4 separate regions of the Mus musculus genome follow, and all the other regions are linked to region 3. A link is a loop called in an ENCODE intact Hi-C map of the cell type or tissue named here. Cell type or tissue: heart. All regions are shown on one strand. Each heading gives the region's core, and the rest is flanking DNA. Links, peaks and the distances in the headings are about the cores only. Region 1 holds the start of Macrod2 (mono-ADP ribosylhydrolase 2). Region 2 holds the start of Tasp1 (taspase, threonine aspartase 1). Region 3 holds the start of Esf1 (ESF1 nucleolar pre-rRNA processing protein homolog). Region 4 overlaps Macrod2 (mono-ADP ribosylhydrolase 2).

What was found. A loop is a pair of places that touch in the nucleus more often than their neighbours do. Peaks named below come from ENCODE experiments on the same cell type or tissue, not always from the same donor. Only the 100,000 strongest peaks of a DNase experiment are listed, where the experiment ranks them.
Region 1: it touches region 3 in a loop (6-fold over the local background); 8 of 42 quality-filtered maps call a loop at or near these places.
Region 2: it touches region 3 in a loop (5-fold over the local background); 6 of 42 quality-filtered maps call a loop at or near these places.
Region 4: a loop joins it to region 3, with 7 times the contacts of the local background. A loop is called at or near these places in 8 of 42 quality-filtered maps.

Annotation. Positions count from the first base shown.
Region 1 is chr2:140,392,242-140,397,784 of GRCm38, forward strand. It overlaps Macrod2 (mono-ADP ribosylhydrolase 2), which reads left to right and starts at 3,189. Exons shown (of 19, transcript NM_001013802.3): 1 at 3,189-3,480. The coding sequence starts at 3,435. In heart, for the core only: no CTCF peak of the experiment used is centred there; a DNase peak (open chromatin) is centred at 3,090; H3K4me3 peaks cover 1,894 bases; H3K27ac peaks cover 1,375 bases.
Region 2 is chr2:140,063,150-140,068,692 of GRCm38, forward strand. Tasp1 (taspase, threonine aspartase 1) reads right to left here and starts at 3,656. Exons shown (of 14, transcript NM_001159640.2): 1 at 3,605-3,656. In heart, for the core only: a CTCF peak has its summit at 2,696 (motif pointing left); a DNase peak (open chromatin) is centred at 3,652; H3K4me3 peaks cover 2,200 bases; H3K27ac peaks cover 1,559 bases.
Region 3 is chr2:140,167,786-140,173,328 of GRCm38, forward strand. Esf1 (ESF1 nucleolar pre-rRNA processing protein homolog) reads right to left here and starts at 2,773. Exons shown (of 14, transcript NM_001081090.1): 1 at 2,692-2,773; 2 at 1-670. The coding sequence starts at 629. It overlaps Ndufaf5 (NADH:ubiquinone oxidoreductase complex assembly factor 5), which reads left to right and starts at 2,861. Exons shown (of 11, transcript NM_027093.4): 1 at 2,861-3,148; 2 at 4,242-4,282. The coding sequence starts at 2,927. In heart, for the core only: no CTCF peak of the experiment used is centred there; a DNase peak (open chromatin) is centred at 2,816; H3K4me3 peaks cover 2,540 bases; H3K27ac peaks cover 1,815 bases.
Region 4 is chr2:140,424,847-140,430,389 of GRCm38, forward strand. The region is part of intron 2 of Macrod2 (mono-ADP ribosylhydrolase 2); the gene reads left to right. Among named protein-coding and RNA genes, the nearest start is that of Gm23846, 13 kb to the right of the region's middle. In heart, for the core only: a CTCF peak has its summit at 2,623 (motif pointing left); no DNase peak of the experiment used is centred there.

The DNA.
Region 1 (5,543 bases), core at 245-5,244, 220 kb after region 3:
CTGGGAGTAGAGATCAAGTGGGAATCGAGGATGGTTTGATAGAGAATGACGTTATTTGGAATTTTTTTCTTTCCTCATTCGTAGATAGTCTCAGTAGCCCAGGGTGGTATGAAACTTACAGTCTTTTGGTCTCAGTCTCCTGAGTGTAGGGATCACAGGTATATACAAGCAATGCCAGACCTAAGAACATGATGCTAAAGTAGTGTCAAAAGGATGAGAATAAGTTAATCACACAAATCATGTTTCAGATGTAGTGTTGACATGGAAGAAGGCCATGTGGTGAGGACAAGGTATGCTCAAACAAATGAAAATTCATAAATGAGGGTATATCTAGACTACAGATTGGGGGTGCGATGTGGGTAGAAAATGGTATAGGGCTGGAATGGTGGAAGATGGTCACTCCATTCTTCATGACTGTACTAGTAAACTTAGTGTGGCCAAAATAAAATACCACAGAATAGAGGGCTTAAGTAACAGAAAGAGTTACCCACTCTTTTGGAGGCTGAGGGCCTGAGATTAGGATATCAGGGTGGTAGAGTTCTGATGAAGATCCTCCTGTTGGCTTGAAGACACCTGCTTTCTCTGTATTTTTATATGGCAGAGAAAGGATAGGCAAGGGAGGGAAGGCCAGCTCTCTCTCCCATTAAAAAGGTTATGTCCTATCAGACTATGACCCTGCCTCTTAACAATATTCTTTCCAGATATAACTGCATTGCATCGAAGGACTACAAACCCAGAAATATTGAGGTGGGTGGAACACAATTCAGTCCTTAGCAAAGAGCAATAAAAGTCCTTAATTTCCACCAATGGGATGGCATGGTCTTCTCTGACAAGACAGTGAGAGATGTGGTGGTGAAGAGACTGGGTAGAGGTCAGAAGTGAACAGCGAGGCTGGTGAGGAAGTTTCTCTAGTGGCTCAGGGTGATCCAGACAGCATTTCTGTTGGAAACTAGAGCATTGCAGACTAATCCACAAGGTAAAATTGAGCAGATTCGATATGAACACGAAGGCACGAGAAGGACCTGGGTGGCGCTTGGCTTTTCACACTGCTTACCTGAGCGTGCAACAAAGGTATCCAGACAGGAGCACTCCAAGGAGATCAAATGGAGGGGAAGAATCATGAACTGTTTTGAGAGCTGAACATTTCCGGAATGTTTGAGAGACAGTTTAACCTTTTTGGAATGATACTTTTTATTATTATAATAATTACCACTAAGTACTTAAACCATTACTTCGTAAATATCATTGGCTCAACACAATAAAAGCCTTTGAGCTGACATGAGATGTTAACAGTGCAGCATGGTGGAAGGACATGGTGGAAGGACCCTAGGCTGGTGTGCAGCCTCCCTGAGGAAGAGCTACCTGGTAGGAAGCACTCTCTGGCAGACACCTAACGTTGAGGACTTTTAAATAAGTCAAATTTTTCCTGAATGAAATATGATCTTTAGATGCTGATCTGGCTCATAATGACATCATGAAATACCCAAGGCAGGCTACTTAGGAAATAAAGGTACCCCCATTTTGCCATATGGTCCTGGAGGCTCAAGTCCAAGACTAGGTGGCCCCATTAGTATGAGTCTCTGGTGATGGTGCCACATCATGGATGGAATGTTACATGTCAAGCTAGAAAGCAGAGAAGCACAAACAAGACTCTCATAATTCTCTTTGGAAACAGGCCTCAGTGACATCCCTAGGACCTACTTCTTAAAGGTCTCACCACCTTGGAATTGTGGCACATTCAGGAAGAAAGCTTTGGATGCTTGGTCCTTTGAGGGACATCCTCCATGTGTCAAACCACACCTCTTGGTTAATGTTAACACTGCCTTGACCATCCATGAGAACTTCGTCATCTTTCCTCCCAAAGTCTACCCCATTGCCATTTTATCTGGATTCTACATGAGTCAAAGCCCTTCTTATTTCATTATCAGTGTGATTTCAAAGGCTTCCTTCTTGAAGCTTTTTTCTCCCAACAAAAATAATGTTTTATGTATTTGATAGCATTTAAAGAAAAATCCCAAAGAAAAATGTCAAAATAAATATTACTGTTTTATGATGTTGTGAATTCATTTTTAAGTCTCATTACTCAAACATTCTTCCATTCTTTACAATTCTCAGCTTGGTCTCTCTTTTCCCTTTTCTTTGTCATTGTCATTGTCATTATTATTATTATTATTATTATTATTTTAATGCGTTTTACTTCTCTTTGGTGGAAGGCAGTTTAAGGTTGAGGCACGAGAATCCCTAAATTGTGGCAAGCCTGAGCTACAAAAGACCCACTCTAAAAAACAAACAAACGAACAAACCGTGTTCCCTAAAGTTATTTGCCAATGCATATAACTATATTGATCCTAAATTGATGAATAGATGTGAGTTTCCCAAATCCACTAAGCCAGCTTCGTGGAGAGATAAGTTTGGGGTGCAAAGAAGAGGGTGCAAAAGTTCTATGTTCTAGGTCACTGCTCTTGAGGTAGATTCTCTGGCAATTGGATTTCCTGAATCATGAGAGAACTACCTAGGATGGAGCTAGATCTTTGGATGAGAAGTTGTTTTGAAGTCAATCAGGAATAAAAGACAACCAGGCACTAGTTGGATTTACTTTGATGTGGGACTTGGTTCTCATACATTTTGGTCACCAGATCTTAAAACTCTCGAGTTGGCCCTGTGTACTGTGAAGCTTTTGAAACTTCACAGAATTCTAACTAAATCTCTAACCCACGATTGAGCAGCGGGTTGCACACGGTCTGGATCTTTTCTTTTGGTTCTATTTGTCCACCGAGAGGAAAGCGTCAGGTAAAACCTGTTCAGACGAGGCGGTTACAACTTCTAGGACGGGTGACCTCTTCTTCATTCTACAGTCCCCTAGACTCTCATCATTGTCAGCGGGGTCTGGGTCATCAGGCACACCTGCTGGCAGGCCACGCCCTCAGGCCCTGCTCCTCCCGCTCCCCGCAGGCGGTGGCTGCACGCCCCGCCTCCGTCGTGAAGCAGCCTCCCCGCTCCTCGAGCTCTGGCCCCGCCCCTTCCAGCTCCCCAACGTCCTCGGCGTCGAGCCCAAGCCTGCGCCTGCGCCTGCGCCCTGAGGCTGAAGTAGGGGCGCGCCTTGGCTAGAGCCGGGAGAGCGGCGGGCGGAGCAGCCAATGGGCGGCGGCGCTGCCTGGCTGCCGGGAGGCGGGGCCTGCGCGGGTGTTAGGTTAGCGCGAGGCGTGACCTAGTTGACAGGCTCTGAGGTGCTGCTGTGGCGGCGGCCGCCTGGCAGAGCGGGCGGGTCGAGGGAGGAGGGCGGCGACGGGCCAGCGGCTAGCGGCGCGGGACGCAGAGCCTTTGCACTTTTCCCTCCCGAGTGTCCCCTCCATCCACCCCCCACACTCCACACACCCTGTTTGCCCGTGAGCCTGGGGAACTTGCAGCTTAAAGCCAGCCACCCCCACGGCAGCATGTACCCCAGCAACAAGAAGAAAAAGGTGTGGAGAGAGGAGAAAGGTAACCGGCCCCGCGACCCCGGGGACGGGCGGCGGGTGGGTGGGGGCGGGGGCCCGGCGGGGCGGCGCGACGCCCTCCGCCCGCAGCCTCCTCGCGCCCTCTCTCTCTCGGCCGGTGCCGCTCCTGCCCGCGGCCGCGTCCACGCGCGCGCACGCCACCGGCCACGCGCCGCCCGGGCACCTGCGGCTCGCGCACTTGTGGGCGCACACCCCTCCGGGCGCCGGGTCACCTCCTACCCCGCGTGCTCGCCTCCCGGCAGGCGCGCGCCCCCGGGCTAGGGTACAAGTTGGTCAGGACCCCAGCTGGCACTTTGTACCTCCCGCCGGGTGTCCCGCGGACCGGTGCCGGCCGGCCGGTGTCGCTCTGGCTGCAGTTGCTGAGCCTGGGGAGCATCTGCACCCGCACCTGCCTTCCTCCGGTCCCAGCCTCTGTCCTCCTGACATCCCAAAGTGGCTGGGGTCCCCGCTATGCTCAGCTGCAGTGTGACTTTTGAAATTTGGAACCCAAAAGGAGCATCTTGTCGGAGAGAATAAGTGCCCTCGGAGAAGTCTGAATGGGCTTTCCTCGGCAATGTGGTTCTCTGTTGCATCCTCATTCATAGTGTGAAGTCGCACGGAGTAAGACAGCGAGCACTCTGTGAATGAACCCTTCCATCCCTGAGTTTTGTGCACATCGAGGCTTATCCAAATCCGTTAGATTGACAGCGGCACGGATTCCTTTAAGAAATAGAACTGTGCGATAAGTTCTTTTTCTCCTCCTGTCTGTCTCATCTCAGTTTCATAGGTCATATTGTGATGTAATGCTTGATTCTCTGGCATATTTTTCTTCATCTTTTTCTTTCTTCTCTTTTAACCTGTTTTCTTACCTCAACCTCCGACCCCAATTTCAGAAAAACTATTTGCATTGCTACTACCAACTTGCACCAAATTTGCATATAAAAGATGGAGCAAGGGTGTACCATTTCCTCAGGACTGTCTTCTTACGGAACGGGGCTAAAGGGGGTAACTCAGTTGAAAGTTGATTTTCTTGCTGATAGCTTGTTAAACATTTTTGTTGCAAGTCTCTGTCCTTTGTGAACCTTTTGACCAAACAATGGACTTAAAAGTGAGAATTAGAAACAATTCTCTAAGTAGTGCCTGCTTTATGAAAAAAAAGTATCGAGGAGGGAGTATTCAAATCAACTGCAGGGAAGTATGAATATGGTCGAGTAGCGCAGTTAAAGTATCCTTTAAATATTGAAAGATTCGCTTTAGTGTCATTGTTTCAATGAGTGTGAGTGCTGAGAGAACTAAAAGTCAAAGTGTCACAGAACAAATACTCTTTAGCTTGAGAGCTTGACTGCAGGGCTGGGACATAGCTCACAGGTAGAGCACATGCTGACCTCAGTGAGCCCCTACACCTGGTGCTGGGGAAAACTAAACAAGCAAACAGATCAGGAAAGAGCCAGGTACGTGAACTAGTGAGACGTTTTATTAGTGCTTAGCTTTTGTAGTAGCAATTTAAATTGAACACACTAATGTGAGCATCGGAAAAGTTATTTATTTATTTATTTGTTTATTTAATCCGTGTTCTATCTGCATGCACACCTGTTTGCTAGAAGAGGGCATCAGATCCCATTATAGATGGGCTTCCATGTGGTTGCTGGGAATTGAACTCAGGACCTCTGGAAGTGTTCTTAACTAGTTAAGCTAGTGTTTGTAACTGCTGAGCCATCTCTCCAGCTTTGCATCATTGATGGTAGTAAAATATAGTGTAAAATCAATTTACATTGTACTTGGTAACATGAACCATTGAAATTATAGTGACTACCTAAGAACTGTTTTTACTATATTAGACAAACTGCTCCTAAAGTAACATCTATACACATAGATTGTGATAAGCAGACATTTAAGAATTTTCAGTATCTTACTGTTTTTGCCTTTTGTTTCTTTTATAGGAAAAATATAACCAAGTCTTTTCAATTAATTAATTAATTAAGGTACTAACCAAAGTTTCTCCTACATTCTCTCCCCACAGTCCTTTTCCCCTTTCTTTCCACTCATGACTCCTACTTTTCAGAAAAG
Region 2 (5,543 bases), core at 157-5,156, 100 kb before region 3:
ATCATGACATTGACAGCTTCATGCTTCATTAAAAGAGTTCCAGAACAAATGTATATTCATGTTTAATCTGTAATTCTACTCCTAGAAACACTTTCCACCTAAATTTTAAATACAGAAAAAGCTTAGTCTTCCTTTGGTTGTTTTGGGTGGTTGGTTATGATTTGTTTTGTTTTGCTTCATTTTGTGAGATAGGGTCTCATGGAGCCCAGGCTGACCTCAAACTCCTGATCATCTTCCTTCCACTTCCCAAGTTCTAGGACTACCAGCATGTGCTAGCACTCCTGGTTAGCTTTACGTCTTTTATGCTATGCTTAATATAGAATAATACAGGATTTTAAACACATATGCAACTTAAGAATTCAACAGAAAGGGATGGGTTATACAGTAACATTATTCATGGTCAGTTGATTTTCAAGATGAATGCCAAAGGGGGAAGGGCCAGGGTCGGGGAACATACTCCTTTAATCCCAGGACACAGGAGGCAGATGCAGACAGATCTCTGTGAGGGAGTTCCAGGACTGGCAAGACTACATGGAGAGACCCTATCTTGAAAAACAAAAACAAAAGATAAACATATCCAGGCCATTGTGTGTGTGTGTGTGTGTGTGTGTGTGTGTGTGTGTTGTGGGGTGTGGGTGGTGGGTGGGGCTGGGTAGTCAGCAAGGGTGGGGAGAATTAGAGAAGGCAGAGTAAAGCCCTACCCCTCCCTGTAGGTACACTGAATCCAGCACTTCAAAACTATCAGTCAGACCTATAAAACTTAGAGTAACGGGCAATTATACATAGATAAATATTTCTGACTCTGGATTCAGCATTTTTGTTTTGTTTGGTTTGGTTTGGGGTTTTTTGTTGTTGTTTTTCAAGACAGGGTTTCTCTGTGTAGCCCTGGCTGTCCTGGAACTCACTTTGTAGACCAGGTTGGCCTCAAACTCAGAAATCCGTCTGCCTCTGCCTCCCAAGTGCTGGGATTAAAGGCGTGTGCCACCACCGCCCGGATTATTTTTGTTTTTTTTAAAGATTTATTTATTATTATAAATAAGTACATTATAGTTGTCTTCTGACACACCAGTAGAAGGCATCAGATCTCATTACGGGTGGTTGTGAGCCACCATGTGGTTGCTGGGATTTGAACTCAGGACCTTCAGAAGAGCAGTCAGTGTTCTTAACCGCTGAGCCATCTCACTAGGCCTTATTTTTATTTTTATTTTTTTGGTGGTGGTAGTTTTGTTTCTTTCTTGCTTGCTTGCTCGGTTAGTTTTTGGAGACAAGGTCTATTTGAGAGAAAGAAAAAAAAATCCCTGTATTATGTAGCTCTGGCTACCCTGGAAATTGTTCAGAGATCCCCTTTCTTCTGCCTTCTGTGTTGTGAGATTTAAGGCAGGTGCCACACTACACCCAGCCTCAGAAATGGTTTCTTAAGTCAGATGTTTGACACAAGATTGGTCTACACAGTGAATTTCCAGGCCACAGTAAGACCCATCTCAAAAAAAAATAAAATAAAATAAAAATAAAAGCCACCTAGGGCTGGAGAGATGGCTTAGTGATTAAGAGCACTAACTGGCTGCTCTTGATTCCCAGCGCCCACATGGCAGATCACAACCTTCTTAAGTCCTATCCCAGGAGACCTGATGCCATCTTCTGGCCTCTGTTGATAACAGGCAAGAATGTGGTACACAGACATATATGCAGGCAAAACATGCATCCACATAAAATAAAATTTAAAATATCTAGTCAAACAACTTAAATATTTCTCCAAAACTATGTAATGTTTTATAAATACAAAGATAGATGCTTAAGATTATTCATCATAAAAATCAAAACAATAGTGAGACACTATTTCCCTAGTACCACTATAAGACGCATATAATCAAAACAGGTGTCTGGAGATGAAGACCTTTCTTATCTGCAGGATTCAATGTGCTGTGATCATTCTGGAAAGTGTCTGTTGAGTTCTCCAAACATAACCACCCAGAAGTTCCACTTCTATATACATAACCAAAAAAACAAAAAGATCAAATATAAAACTAAAATCAAATATCCACACAAAAAGTTACAAATATGATGTGTACAGAATTATTCCAAAATAACCCGAAGGACCAAACAATCCAACTGCATATCCATAAAAAGGAACGGGGGAGGTACATCCATCAGTGGTAGGATGCTCACCCAGCATGTGTGCGGGTCCATCCCCAGAATCAATGGGGGGGGGGGTAACATAAACACAAAGGAATGAGGCATTATTACATAGCTATGGACAAATCTTGAAAACATTATGCTCACTGAAAGAAGCTAGACACAAAAGGACACCTGTTACATACTTCTATTTACTTAAACCGTACAAAACAGAAAGATACATACTAAACCATGGATCAGAAGTTGGGGGAAACTGGAGAAGGGTAAGTAACTGTACTGGGCACAAGATATCTGGGGAAGGTGATAAAAATTGGTCTGGAACTAGACAGCAACGACATACATACAACTTTTGAATCCTTAAAATGAGAGAGGGGGAGAGAGAAGCTTACAATTTAAGAGGATTTTGGTACTGTGTTGATTACACCTCAATAAGAAAAAAAATAAAATAACCAGGGTTGGAAAGACAGCTCGGCAATAAAGAGCACTTGCTTCTAGCGGACCTGAGTAAGTTCCTAGCACCACTCGCTGGCTTACATCCATCCTTGATTCCCCCAGATGCCCTCTACTGGCCTGCACGGATATGCCCATGCTCGCGGTGCAGACATTATGATGCAAGCAGTCACACACATAAACTAAAATAACCCTCTCCCCTCCCCCAAAAAAAGGCAAAACCAATCTATCCGTGCAATGAATGCAACATATACAAAACTGCAATTTCTAGTTTTAACCATATTATACACATACACTTGTCGGTGACATCTACAACACCTAAGAAATTATAAAGCACAAAATCCTTAGTGGCGGCAACTATGTTAATCTCTTGTTCTGCAATTCCCAAGCATTTTCTAATAACCACGGCCACTGCTTCTAATAACCAAACGCCTGAGTGCGTAAGATAAACTCCCTTAGCTTGTTATTCAAAGAAAGGTCTTGGTTCAATGGCCCCCAATAAACCTTCCCTTCCTCTCCTCGGTATAATTAAGTTGAACTCGGAGGAATCCCTATGCCTTCTACTTCAAAACACCTCCAGTTTACAGCTACTCGCCCGCCTCTCCAGCATCTTCACTGACTCAGTCCTAGCCACCTCTACACTGACTGGATGCTACATGTCCCTCGGGACGCTAACCCGGGCTCTAACAGACTCAGGGAAGCTCTGACCCCACCGCGACATCTGTCTGTGACACATCCCGGGCCCGCTGTGGACCTGGGACACGTGAGTTCCCTGTAGCCTGGGACTGCACAGCGCGCGAAGAGCTCCGAGAACTCCGCAGCCAAGGGAACTGGCGGCCCCCACGCGTGACCACAACTCCGGGCCGGGGAATCCGTGGGGCCCTGCGCCGGGCCGGACAGGTGGCGCCGTGAGAGCCGTCCCGAGCGGTGGCGTGAGGACGCCACGCGGGCCTGCCGGACCATACGGAGACCGAGGCTAGGCAGCGGCGACGCGGACAGCGTCAGAACGAGGGACACTCACCCGCGTCAGCGCAGAGCACTCACACACAGGAAGTAGTCGTTCGCCCGTTGCCAGGGTGAGGAAGCGGGAGTGGCGTAAAGCCTTTCCATTGGTCGACGTGCACACGTGGCCGGAAGCAGACGCCCCGCGAGCCTGAGTCCTAATCGCCTAGGCTATAGCGTCTCTCTCTTTAAGCGTTTGAGCTGAGACACTCCGCGGTTATTTCTGGCTTCTGATATCTGAGGGTTTTTTAAAATATGTATTTATTGGCCTATTGGGGGTTTGTTTGTTGTCATAGCTATACAATCGCCGTTGCCCACCTTGCTTTCATTGTGCTCGGTAATTAGCTTTGAGGATGTGTCTACCTGTTACCCACGAAGTTGACTGACGAGCGGGTTGCACGTTATGAAAATAGTAGCCATCATTGATGAGGGCGTTGCAGAAGAACCCTTCCCTCATCCATGTAGCCTTGACCCCTATGGAAAAGCAGGATTCAACCTAGGTTTTGTTTAAGTGGGAGTCAGAAAAGGTAGTTAGTCTTTAACTGTCCAAGATCAAAGACCAAGAGCCAGTAGCAATCCTTGTAACTAGTATCAAGAATGGTTTGACAGCCTGTTTGTGGGGAGCAGAGATTAGAAGGAATAGAACACTGCAGGTTAGGTATCAGTCGTCTGAGATACTTGAGAAGTATTTGGGAATTTTCTTTTCTTCAAATTTTGAAATACTTGCTTATACATAATAAAACGTCCTGGGTGATAGGTTATTTCTCCAACGGTGAAATGAGCCAATTCAAACCAATTAAGATTATATTAAAGGCAGAATATTGGGAAGTTGCTTTCAGGGGAGTTCACTGGCCCCAAGGATTGAGGCCAGGGGAGCATTGGAGGTGAGAGAAGAGAAGGAAAACAAGGGAGACCAAAATATCTTGATTATAGAGGGAAGAGCCTCTGGGGGAAGGGCAGCTCGGCCGCTGGACTGGAAAGTTCAGGGTTGGGGCAGGGTTCGCCAAGAAGGGACTGAGGGATGCTGAGTGAAACTGAAGTTCAGGTGTGCTTTGGTATGTAAAATATGCGCCTCAGTCCCTTGTCCCTGGTCCCAAACCAAAGCAGTGGATGAGACTCCAGTTGCAAAAATACTCAGCTGTATTTCATGCAGACCTTATACACAGAGACTAAAGGTAATTTTGTAACGCATTTTTAAATAGTTTTGTGCACAGTGTGGGAGCAGCTGAGGTTTTGGATTTTTAGATGAGATGTTTCAGCATGTATTTTCACATGTATCCTATGTGAGGTCTCAGACCAGCAGTTTAGAATTACCTAAACTCTTACTTAAAAATGCAAATTCTTAGAATCCACCTAAATGAATGTTTGTTGTTTTGTTTTGTTTTGTTTTTTCCGAGACAGTGTTTCTCTGTATAGCCCTAGTGGTCCTGGAACTCACTTTGTAGACCAGGCTGGCCTCAAACTCATATCCGCTTATCTCTCTGCCTCCCTAAAGGCTGGTCTTTTAACAAGCCCTTTGGGTAAATGTAACGCACCTAAAGCATTACTGGATTGTGGAATTTCTTGGTTTAATCTTAGCGGTGGAGCAGGAAGGGTGATAAGCCCGACGCCCCAGAAGAGGAGAGCAACCAATAACGGGGCTTTTAGATGATCAAGAACGAAGTGCAAGAAGGCAGTTTGAGGATGAGGAGTTTAGTGATTTTTATCCTGTCATCCCTAGATTAAAATATGTGAATTGAAAAAAAAATTCATCTGCTGGTAATCCCAAACACATAATTAATAATTCTTATATTGTTTAAGATATCTTCTTAATAATTTTCTTTTATGGGTAAAAATTAAGAGACAGTTATGAAATTTATCTGTGTAAGCAGCACATAAGATTTGAAAGGGAATGTAGAGAACAGTAAGGAAAAAAATTCTTTAGAACTTTTTTTCAGATTTTGTTTTTTGTTTTGTTT
Region 3 (5,543 bases), core at 154-5,153:
CTCTTTGCCTTAGAAGAACTCATTGTTGAAGATTTCACCATTTCAGAGGTACTGGAATCTTTGGTCCTTAGCTTTCCTTTGGGCAAAGCTTCTACACTAAGGTCAGTGGTACCCCTTTTCTTTTTTTTATTTTGTAGAAATTCTTCATTATCCTTCTTGGGACTTATTTCTGAATCTATCTTCTGAGGTTTCTGTGAGTTTTTCATTTTCTGAACTCTTTCAGAATTATTTAAGTCATGTTTATTTATAGAATCCTTTTGGTCAGTTTTCTTGGTTTCTTTTTTTTTCTCTTCAATCGGCTTTTCAATTGACTTTGCTTCTTTTTTGGTCTGTTTTTTTTTCTGCTTCGCTTTCTTCTGACTGAGTATTTTGCTTTCTTCATCAGAGAGATCAGAATCAGAGTCTGAAAGGTCATAGAAGCGCTTCAAGTCTTCTGTAGTGCTGTGACTGATAGGACGACCTCTTTTATCAACAGCATAGTTCAATTTAAACTTTTTATCATGGAACATGGCTCGAAACCTCTTGTCAATTTTGACTTTTCGTTCCTTTTCTGGCATTTCCCAAAATCTGGGATCCTTTGAAACCCGCCTGAACCGCTGGTCATCCATTATTTCTTGTTTGGATGACATTTTTAAAGTCTTAATGAAGAAATATCCAGAGAAACCAAATACTAAAAATAAATAAATAGATAAATATTACAATGATGAATGGTTAATAATTAAAATATTTTTTAAAACCACATTTGTTCATTGTGTATGTATGCATTCTCATTCTCACTCTCTCTCTAAATACACAACATTAAGACAACTTAAATTTAATTTCACCTACCCAAACTATTCTGGGTCAAACATAAAAAATAAAGGCATAGCAAAATATAATCCTTCCCTTACAGATCACTTGAAATAAACTTGTAAACCAAGGTTTTATAAACCTAGGGTTTTGAGGAGGGCAATGTTTAGTAGCTGACTGCCCTCAGAATTTTTATAGTTCTAGCTTGTACTTGCCATCAATTAAAAGATTATTCTTGGTGCATAGAGCCACACACGTAAAACCAAGATTCTGAAGGCAGAATCATGCTTATTATGAGGCCAGATCTTAGATAGTTTCATAGGGAATTGGTGGTCAGTCTGGGTTACCTAGTGAGATTGTTTCAAGAAACCAAAGACAGATGCTGGGGAGAAGGCTGAATCAGCGAAGCGCTTGTAATACAAATACAACATGGATTTGATACTCCAGAACACACACACATAAAACAAACAAACAAACAAACAAACAAACCCTGAATGCCTGTAATCCCAGAGACAAGAGGACTCACTCCCTAATCATCCAACTTAGCTTACTTGAGGAGCTTCAGGTTCCAATGAGAGGTTCTGCTTAAAAAAAAAAAAAAAAGTGGAGAGCAATTGAGGAAGACACTAGCCATCACCTCTGGCTCCATATACAAGCACCCTTCCAAACATATGAGCACACACGTGCATGGGTATGTGGGCTGATGTAATCATCTACAGATGCAACAGACACAGGAAGACAAAAACAAAAGATTCTGAAATCTCAGCTGGTCTAATTGGGTTTTCATAGTCTTGTTTCATTCTCTTTGTTAATGTTTACTTCATAATTGCATAAGCTTTTGGTTTTACAAAGCTGTCTCTTAACTAATGAGGGGCATTTAAAAAAAAATCAAATCAGATTTACCTTAGTGTTATTTCTATAAATCCTAGTTTCTATCAAGACCCAAATTAGTCTCAAACTACAGTTAACAATTGTCACGTTCTTCTTAATAAATTTTTCCATGTGTATGGGTGTTAAGTATTCATGTGTGTCTGCATATCACTTCTGTGCCTCCTGCCCATGGACGCCTGAAGAGGTCTTCTGAGCCCCTGGAACTGGTTTTACTGACTGGACAATAGTCAGCCATCAAGTGGATGCTGGAAATTTAACCTAGGTCCACTGAAGACCAGCAGCCAGTGCACTTAACCACTGAGCAATCTATCCAGTCCCAAATGTCGCTTTTTTATAACATTTTATTCTCAAAGTGACTAAGGCCTAGATAGGCTATAAACACACAAAAACGCTCACAGAAGTTTGTATGCCTAATGTTCCTTTGTAAAGCGTCCCTGGTGGTTGGATTTCTCCAGATTTCAACTTTGCAAAAAAGTCAGAAGTTTCTGTATGAATAAAAGCTGACTGACCAAACAAGACAGTATTTACGCCCCTCACTCCTGCGACAGACTGTACGCCATCACAACAGGCTAGCCTAGCCTTGAACTGCAATCACTTCTGTCTCTCGGCCTCAATACTGGAATTACAGTGTTGCTTTACTTCAGAACCCTTTACATTCTAATAGAGAGAGAGAGAGAGAGAGAGATACTACAACACCTGGAACAGCTGTACGACACAGCTACCACCTCAACCAACTGCAGTGCGTGTGAATGTTGGAAATGGAAGCCCACGGCGAACATGGGATGTTCAGAGGAGCGAAAGCAACTGGACAGCACTTGAAACGCTTCCCGGTCTCCCTCAAGTCCACCCACCCTCTGGCCTGGGAGCTCCAGGTCAGCTCGTCCCGAACCATCTTCCCACCTCACAAACTTTCGGGGCAAGTTACTCGGCTGCGTTCTCTGTCTCTCTCGAGAAGCAGCTCTGAAGAGAACAATGAGGCCAGAAAGGGACCGGACTATAGGGGCTACTCACAAATCCCAAGGAGAGCCCGACGGGCGACCGCACAGTTTCCCACCACTCTTCTCAGATCCCAGTCTGAGTTCACATGGAGCGCACTCCCACAATCCTCCGCGAGACGCTCCGTCTTAACGGCACGCGAGCTGGGCCAAACTACTTCAACCTTCCGCCTTGGAACTGCGCTAGTCGTAGTCCCGTTGGCGCATGCGCCTAATAGAAACCATGCCCTGCTGTGGCGCCCGGGCTGAAGATGCTGCGAAAGGTCGTTCTTTTGCGCCTCTGCCCACTGCTTGGCCGGCCAGCGGTCTCTGCATCGAGCGGCAGTCGCAGGGAGGTCGCTTCTGGTGTCCCTCCTTCGGGCAGCACCTCGCCCAGAGCCCTAAACATCTTCGACAGGGAATTGAAGAGGAAGCAGAAGAATTGGGCCGCCCGGCAGCCCGACCCCATGAAATTTGACTACCTGAAGGAGGAGGTGAGACTGTGGGGCTGCGACGGAGGGAGGCGTGGAGCCGGGTAGGGCGGACCCACCCACCCGACTGTGTGACCTTGAGAAGCTTCACTCTCTAGAGCCTTTCTGATTTTCCGGGAAGCACGAGAGGCTCCGATAGCATGCGGGGCAATCATTCATTCGCTTTGCAAACACTGCTTGAGTTCCAGGGAAAAGCAAGATCATTTAGGAGTGAGTAGGAGACACATAGACAGGGAATGTAATTGCAGCAAAAGGAAGGTGAAGAAAAAGTGAGATAGCGGTATTGGTGACTGCGGTGGTCAAGAATGGCTGTTATGGCGAAAAGTGAGAGATTAGTTGAGCCGAGATGAGAGATGGGACGAGTCTCCTAGGAAAAGGAAAAGTGCAAAACTCCTAAGGCCAAAAGGACGTGTAGAGGCCTTCAATAAGTCCTTCCATTCTGTTCAAGAAAAGCTTGTAAGAGACTGAGTACAAGGTGTGGATAGTTGACTGCATCCCGGATGACGCCAGTCCGGGGAAGGGTGGTACTTACCATACGATTTCTTTTATGTTGTGTTTAGGAGATGGTCGTCTATACTTTTCCAGACTTGGTGTTTACTAATTTGCAAGCATTGGCTGTCTTAATTTATTATGTAATATATACCAGCCTGACCTCGAATTCATAGAAATCCACCTGCCTCAGCCTCCCGATGTTGATGTTGGGTTTGAGTTTCCGAGACAAGGGTCTTTTTAATATATCCTGGTTTGGAACTCATAGTCACCGTGTATTCCAGACTGGCCTCAGACTTGTGGTAATCCTGCTTACTCCTGAATCGAAGGACTATAGACATAAACTGCCACACCAAGGAGATCGTTAATTTTGATTTCATTAAATTTGCTTCTAAAGTAATTTGCTTCCGTTTGTTTTCAGGGTATTTTATTATTTCCATAATAAAAAAATAAAGTATTTGTAAAGGAAGTTGCTGTGGGACAATAGCAAATGGGATAGAAGGAAACACTTCTGTTTTGAAACATATGTTGAATCTTAGGAAAAAAAGTTACTTTTCTGTTAAGCCTGCTTGGTGTATTTAACCCATTGACTCTTGAAATTTTCCAGGTTGGAAGTCGGATTGCAGACCGTGTTTATGACATAGCCAGGTAGGAGATGCTATTTCAGTGAGATGCAGTCTCTCCTTCTCCCTGCTCCTTTCTCCCATGCTCCCCTCTCCCAGTCTGTCTCTCTGTCTTTTTCCCAAAACAGACAACTTGCTCTAACTCCTAAGCTATACCTTGAACTAGGCTTGGACAGCCCACCTTTCTTAGGTTCTTAAGTATCTGAGACTATAGACCTGCTTCTCCAGTCCTGGTTAAGAACAAAATCTGATGTTGAATGAAGACTGGAAATTAAGTGATGTGAGTTTGCTACGTGGAGTAGTTGAGTATGAGAAATGTATTGGCAGGATTAGAGATTTAACTCACTGTAAACATCTTTCTTTTTAGATTTTTGAGATAGGGTCTCACTATGTAGCCCAGGAGGCACTCCTCCTGCCTCTGCCTCTAAATGTTGAGATTATAAGCATACACAGCCACTCCTGCTTATTCTTTTTCTTGTCCGGGAAAGCAAATGCTGTTTTCTTTTCTTTTTTTTTTTATTAGGTATTTAAATGCTGTTTTCTTCATTGGTAACTTTTATTTTTCTTTTTTTAAATTATGAATGTAAAACTTGTAGCTTTCTTCAAGCCTGAATGACTGATCTACTTCATGTAGCCCAAATTTAGATAGATTGCTCAAAATATGGAATTAAAAATTTAACTACATGTGAAATTTTAAGATTTATTAAACTTAAGTTTAGGTTTTATTGAAATGAACAATAGAATCTTCTGCAGTTTGAGTGAAGGAAAAAAAAGTCTATCTAGATTTGTTTTCCAGTTAGTATAGGTGAGACCTGTTGGAGAACCCTGCTAGTAAGGTTTGCAGCCCACCATGTCTGGATAGCTTTCTAAGCTCAGTGCAAAGTGGAAGACTCCCTTTCTCAGAGGGGCTTCCATTTCTCTATCTAGCCTTGTTTGTTAGTGTCTGAATACAGATGTCTGACCTTATTTGGAGGATAACCCTGCAAAGAGCTTGCTGCAATCTCTGTATGATTCAGCATAAGGCTCACTCTTGCCCCCTTCCCATATGATAATGAGGTACTGTGTTATGACCAGTGGACTCTTTCCACCCCTAAACCTAAGAGCCCTTATATACCCTACCCCTGGATCACTAAAGTAGAGCTGTCTCACTGAAGCTTTCTCTCGGGAGCTCTCTGCTTCTGCTCCCCCATCCCTATCCCCCCTCCCCCCACCCCCGCTGCCCAGCAAGAGGAAAAGGAGATCCACAAGACATTGCTCATTTTATCTTAAGCATTGGTAATAGTAAT
Region 4 (5,543 bases), core at 195-5,194, 260 kb after region 3:
AGTGCACACACCATTAGGCATTTAAGTTATCAAAGACAGCAATCCTCCTACCTTGAAACTTGTATAAAAAAAGTCTCGTCAAATGATTTTTTTGTATGATGAATTTTCATTTTCCAGAAATAGCTCCAGGTGAATATTCCATTTTATAAATGCTTTCTAGCTGAATTAGTAAGCTTTCCTCAGATAAAATTGCCAGTTTTCTCCAGCTTATTTCTTGAAAAAGGATTTTTAAGTTTAGCTTAACAAGTTTACTTTAAATGTTTTTTATTAGTACTATAAAGACAAAATAAGGTGTCTTTTTATTGTTTCCATGCGGAAATGAACCTGCCCATAAATAGAAAAGAACAGTTTATTCTATCAAGGCTGTTGTTGGCTTCCCTCTCCTTGAGATCATTACCTGAAGAGGCTGTGCACTTGCGGAGGCATACAACTTCACTTTCTGGAGTTTACAGGCTCTAGAAACATTTTCATTACAGCTGTCACTACATCTTGACCTGTCTCTGGCATCCATGTTGCATACTGGATGTCTCCCTATGGAATATTCAGCATGTTATTGGCAGTGGGTTGGTCCCTGAAACATAATGTTCAAGTTCAGATTCCCAGAACCTGTGGTGACCTAACTTAGCCAAAGGACTAAGATAAGGAGAACATTTGGATTATCTGGTTAAGTCAGTGACCAATGTCATAGTAAGAAACACAGGAAGAGCCAGGAACAGGGCAGAACATGGGGTACTATGGCCACAAGCCAAGAGACATTTGGAATCACCGGAAGGTGAGAGATGGGAAGGATCCTCCCCTAAAAGGCCCTGAAGGAAGTGAAGCCTGTCTGAGTTTTGGGAAAGTAATTTGTTGTTTCCCCCAGGTTTGTGACTTGAATTACTGGTAGGTAAAGTTCATTGAGTTCAGGAGACTAAGCTGTGTCTGCTGGGGTAAAGCTCCTTTCAACCTTTACTGGGAGCTCATGCTCAGCATATTGGAAGGTAAGATGGGATCTCTCATGGAGGATGTTTGTAAAGAGTGATTCTCCACCCCCAACCCTGTGATAAAAGCTTTCAAGGGGTGATTCTTAGAGACTGCCAAGAGTAGATGTAGAAGATTGAAGAAATATTCCCTGAATAGGCAGTTAATATTGGGTAGAAGTGGATATGTGAATGCTGCAGAGGGTATTGCCTGCCAAGTGCATGTTGTTACAGTAACAGCTCATAGAAGACTGCATGCTGGAAGATAAGTCTGCAAAAAAAGCATGGGTGGTTTAGTTACAGGAAATCCTCTTGGCCTTGGGTATCTTATCTTAGAGATAACAAGGGATCTCCCAAAGTGGTTTTTGTTTTGTATTTTGCATTTGAAAGGGATCATTACTATTAAGATTAGGGGAAGAATTGGAAGGACTAAATTTAAGACTTAGCACCAGCCCAAATACAGAATCAGCCTCAGTTTTCTTAAGAGATTCAGAGGATGAGATGAACAAGGGATAGGGTAATGTTCTGACACTTGGAGGGAGGCTGGTTCTGTAGAAAAAGAACAAGAAGCATGTTTCTCTCACCCCAAGAAAGTCACACTTGAAAATTTGCATATCTGTGTCTTACCAGAAACTGGTCAAACTGAGGCAGTTGCTCTAGTACCATAAAGAAAAAAATAAGCTAGCATTAATGTCAGATAGACTGGGCATTACCTACTAGGAGTGATCATACAGTTTTGAGGAAGAGTTAAGTTTGGCCATACTATATTGAGGTATTCATAGAATAAAGATGTAGAGCTAGATAATGAGCAGGTATAAGAAGTTGTGTAGAGATTGAGATATGGAGAGCCCTCTGTGAAGTTGGGTGGGAATTTATTTATAGAAAAAAAATCTATATAAGACAAAAATAGAATACAGGGAACACTCAGCTTTGAGAATGGCTGTTGACAGGGACCATAACGAACTGAAGATGACAAAATAAATCAATCAGTGTCTTGGGTCAATAAATTGGTGTTTGACCAAAGAATATTTACCTTCCTTGGATGTCAACTAGACGATTATGAATAGTCCTTCAAATGTGGCTCTGGTATGTTTGTCAAAACTAGTTTCAAAGAAGCCAGAAAACTGAGCTGTGACAATTCAAGCACTGACATTCCATGCCAGAAGTCATTCTTGCCTTTCTCAGTCATTAGAGGTGTTTCTCAGTGCTCAGTGTTCTGACTGAACAATGTATAGGCACGTGTTTGAGAATAGTCTTTTGTAGGATACAATTTTGTTACTGATATATATATATATATATTTCAATATCATAAAAATACAAAGACAGGTGTGTTCATTTTCAAATATCAAATGTTCTGTATACCAAAGCTAGTTTAGGAAACAGTATTTTATATTAATGTACTTAGATTTTCAATCTAGTCTGTTTTGTGAAACTTCAAACAAGTATTAACCTATACATTTTAGTTTAAAAAGGAGAAACGTGGGATTGATTTTTCTTGCCTAATTATGAATCGTGTTATAAACATGCCCCAAATTGTTCAGCCACGGGAACATATTTTATTACCTAAAGAAATGAATGTAAACAGTGGAGGGTGTTGTACTTTTGTGGTACCTCCTCCTTAAGCATCTTTTAAAAAATAATCTTTGCAATGCTGCCCTCTAGTGATAGCTTTCCATCATGCATAATTTCTGAGAAATGGCCCCCATCTCCATATCTTACTAGTTCTCTGCCTTAGCCTGCGTTGAGTTTCTTCCTTCTCATCAGTTTTGCTCATTATGCCATGGCTTTTATTGTTGAATGATATTAGGAAGATATCATGAGCTCTGGAACAAAAACTAAAATTAATCATGAATTGTCACATTTTCTTGTATTAGCATGTACGTTCCTTAATTATCAACTTTATTAATTTTAAAAATTTTATACACTGAGTGTAGAATTTTTTATATTAGTCTCCGCCATAGGTGAATAAAGTCCTTTTATCAATGTCAATTTTATGTTTTAGATTTTTTTTCCCTTCAAATATTTAATTAGAGTTTAAATATGTATATATTTGTTTTATAGGCCCTATAACTTGTTTTGAATTGTTATTTTCTAACTCTCTAATTGAATAAATCAATCTGTTTCTTTCTAGTTTTTCTAATAATTTGGTTTTCCAGTCCCTCTATTTCTCTCTTCTCTTCCCCCCTCTCTCTCTGTGTAAGTTTACTTTTTGCTTCCTAGTATAACTGACTAAATGCCATTATATATATCTACACAGATACAGTTTATAATGGACCTGTAATTTCTGGAATTTCCTTGACTTAGTTAGGGAGCAGGGGCTATGGCTTGGTTGCTAAAGTGCTTGAGAACAAATGTGAAGACTTAAGTTGGGATTCTAAGCGCCTGTATCAAAGCTGGTCTTGATGACATGCATTTGCACCTGGAGCACTGGAACAAGGTAGAGCGCCAGTGCTGCCTGGCCAGTCAGTCCGGGCTGCATGAAGGACTGTCTCAATAAATAAGGTCAAGAGTTACAGGAGAACAGCATTCCACGTTGACTTCTGGCCTCTCTGTGTACATGCCCATACATAAAAAAAAAAAATAAATGCATATATGTACAACAAAATAAAAACTTTAAAATTATTTAGGTTATTTTAAAATTGTGAAGTACGTTGGTTTAAAATATTGATAAAAGAATAAAGCATGTGTGATTATTTTTCAAGAGTGAATTTTTCTTTTGGTACATTTTAAGCAGCATTTAAAATGTTTCTCAAGCATGGAGAAACAAGGTGCACTCTCTGTGGGGTATAAGGTGATATATATATATAACTCAGATATACATTGTTTATGACTACTTCAACCATTGTGTATTTAGGAGAAATATTAAAATTATATATAACTGTTGTTTGCTTATCATTTTCTCAGTTCTTAACATGTTTTAGTTATTCTTTATTTGATTCTTAAAAGTTCATTATTGATACGTTCATAGTGGGTTTCACTTTTGTTAACTAATAGTAACCTTTTCCAATAAATCTTGCAGGTTATTTGGCTATCTAAACTGGGGGGAGGAGAAACTTGACCGTGTTTCCCACTGTGAATAATTACTGAAAATTTGAATGTGAAAAGTAAAATAATGAAGCCTCTAGATACCTTCTTTGTCTTCAAATAGGCTTACATTTTCTTGTTCTGAATTACTGTCTAGTGAGGAGAACACGAGTTCCTTTGGGCATGTTTCCTGAAGAATAAGTGTTTATTTTTAAAAATTAAATCTTTGTATTTACTTTCATAGTCTTATGACTTTTCTTTATATCCCTAGGTCATACATATATTTCTGGCTATTGCTTTTCAGAATTGTATAACCTTTTCTGTATTTTTGACACGTTCATACACATAATGTATTATAAAAAAAACCCAGTCTCCCTTATTACACTCTATCACCCCCTTACTTTCTCTCTTGACCCCTTCTTCTCACCTAGCCCCTCAATAGCTATACCATTAGGGAAAATGACCCTTTCTTTCCCAGCACCCATTAATGGTCACTAGCTCTTTAGGAAGGGGTGGAGTTTCATGGTCACCTTTTCAGTGAGTTTGATAGAAAGCTGGAGGGCTGAGTCCTGGGCAAGTATCCAGACCTGCTCCGTGTTCATGGCTGTAATGGCAGTGTCACATCTGGGTGGTAGCATTTCAGGACTGTCTTTGACATTCTCTGGCACATATTATTTTCTCCTCTTCTTGTGTGATGCTCCTTGGTCCTTGAATGGAAGAGTGATATTGATGTCCTATTTAAAGTTGAACACTTATCAGTCACTTTATTCTCTCTGCTTTGACCAGTTGGGAGTCTCTTCATTAACTTTTCATTACCTCTGTAGAAAGGAGCTTCTCTGCCCCTTCCTGAGAACTGCACTAGTTTATGGACAGAAATATGTAGAAGGCAGTTTGATACATTCACTTAGGGAAATGATGGTCTGTTCTCCTGCCTGGACCTAGTCCCTCCCCTACTATAGGCTTTTGACAAGGTTTGTAATATCAGACATGTACTATATCCCTTCAGTCAGAATGGCTATATTAAAAATAGCACGTGCTGGTGAAGTTGTGTGGAGAGGGGAACACATATTCAGTGTTGGTAGGAGTATAGAAGCACAGAATCCCTATGGAACTCAGTATGGTCAGCTTGTCAAAAAGCTAAATGTAGAATTTGCATATGATCCAGCTACCACTCCTGGACATGTGCTTAAAGGAAATTATGTTCTATATACCAGCATATACATGTTCAGCAGGGGTCTGTGCACCATAGCTAGGAAATGAAACCAGCCTAGAGTTCACCAACTGATGAATGATAATGAAAATGAGATACATATATGTAATAGAATTCTAGTCAGCTTTAAAGAAACGAAGCTATGAAATTTCCAGGAAATTTAACGAAACTGGAAACTACTATACTAATTGAGGTAAGCAAGGCACAGAAAGACACTGTTCTTCCTCAGATGGATCCTAGCTTTGAATATTGAGTTCTGTATTCAAATTTAAGTCAGTATCTGTAGAGGACAGAAAGCAAGAAAGGGGAGGTGAGCAATTAATGAGGAAGATACAGTAAAACACAGAGGG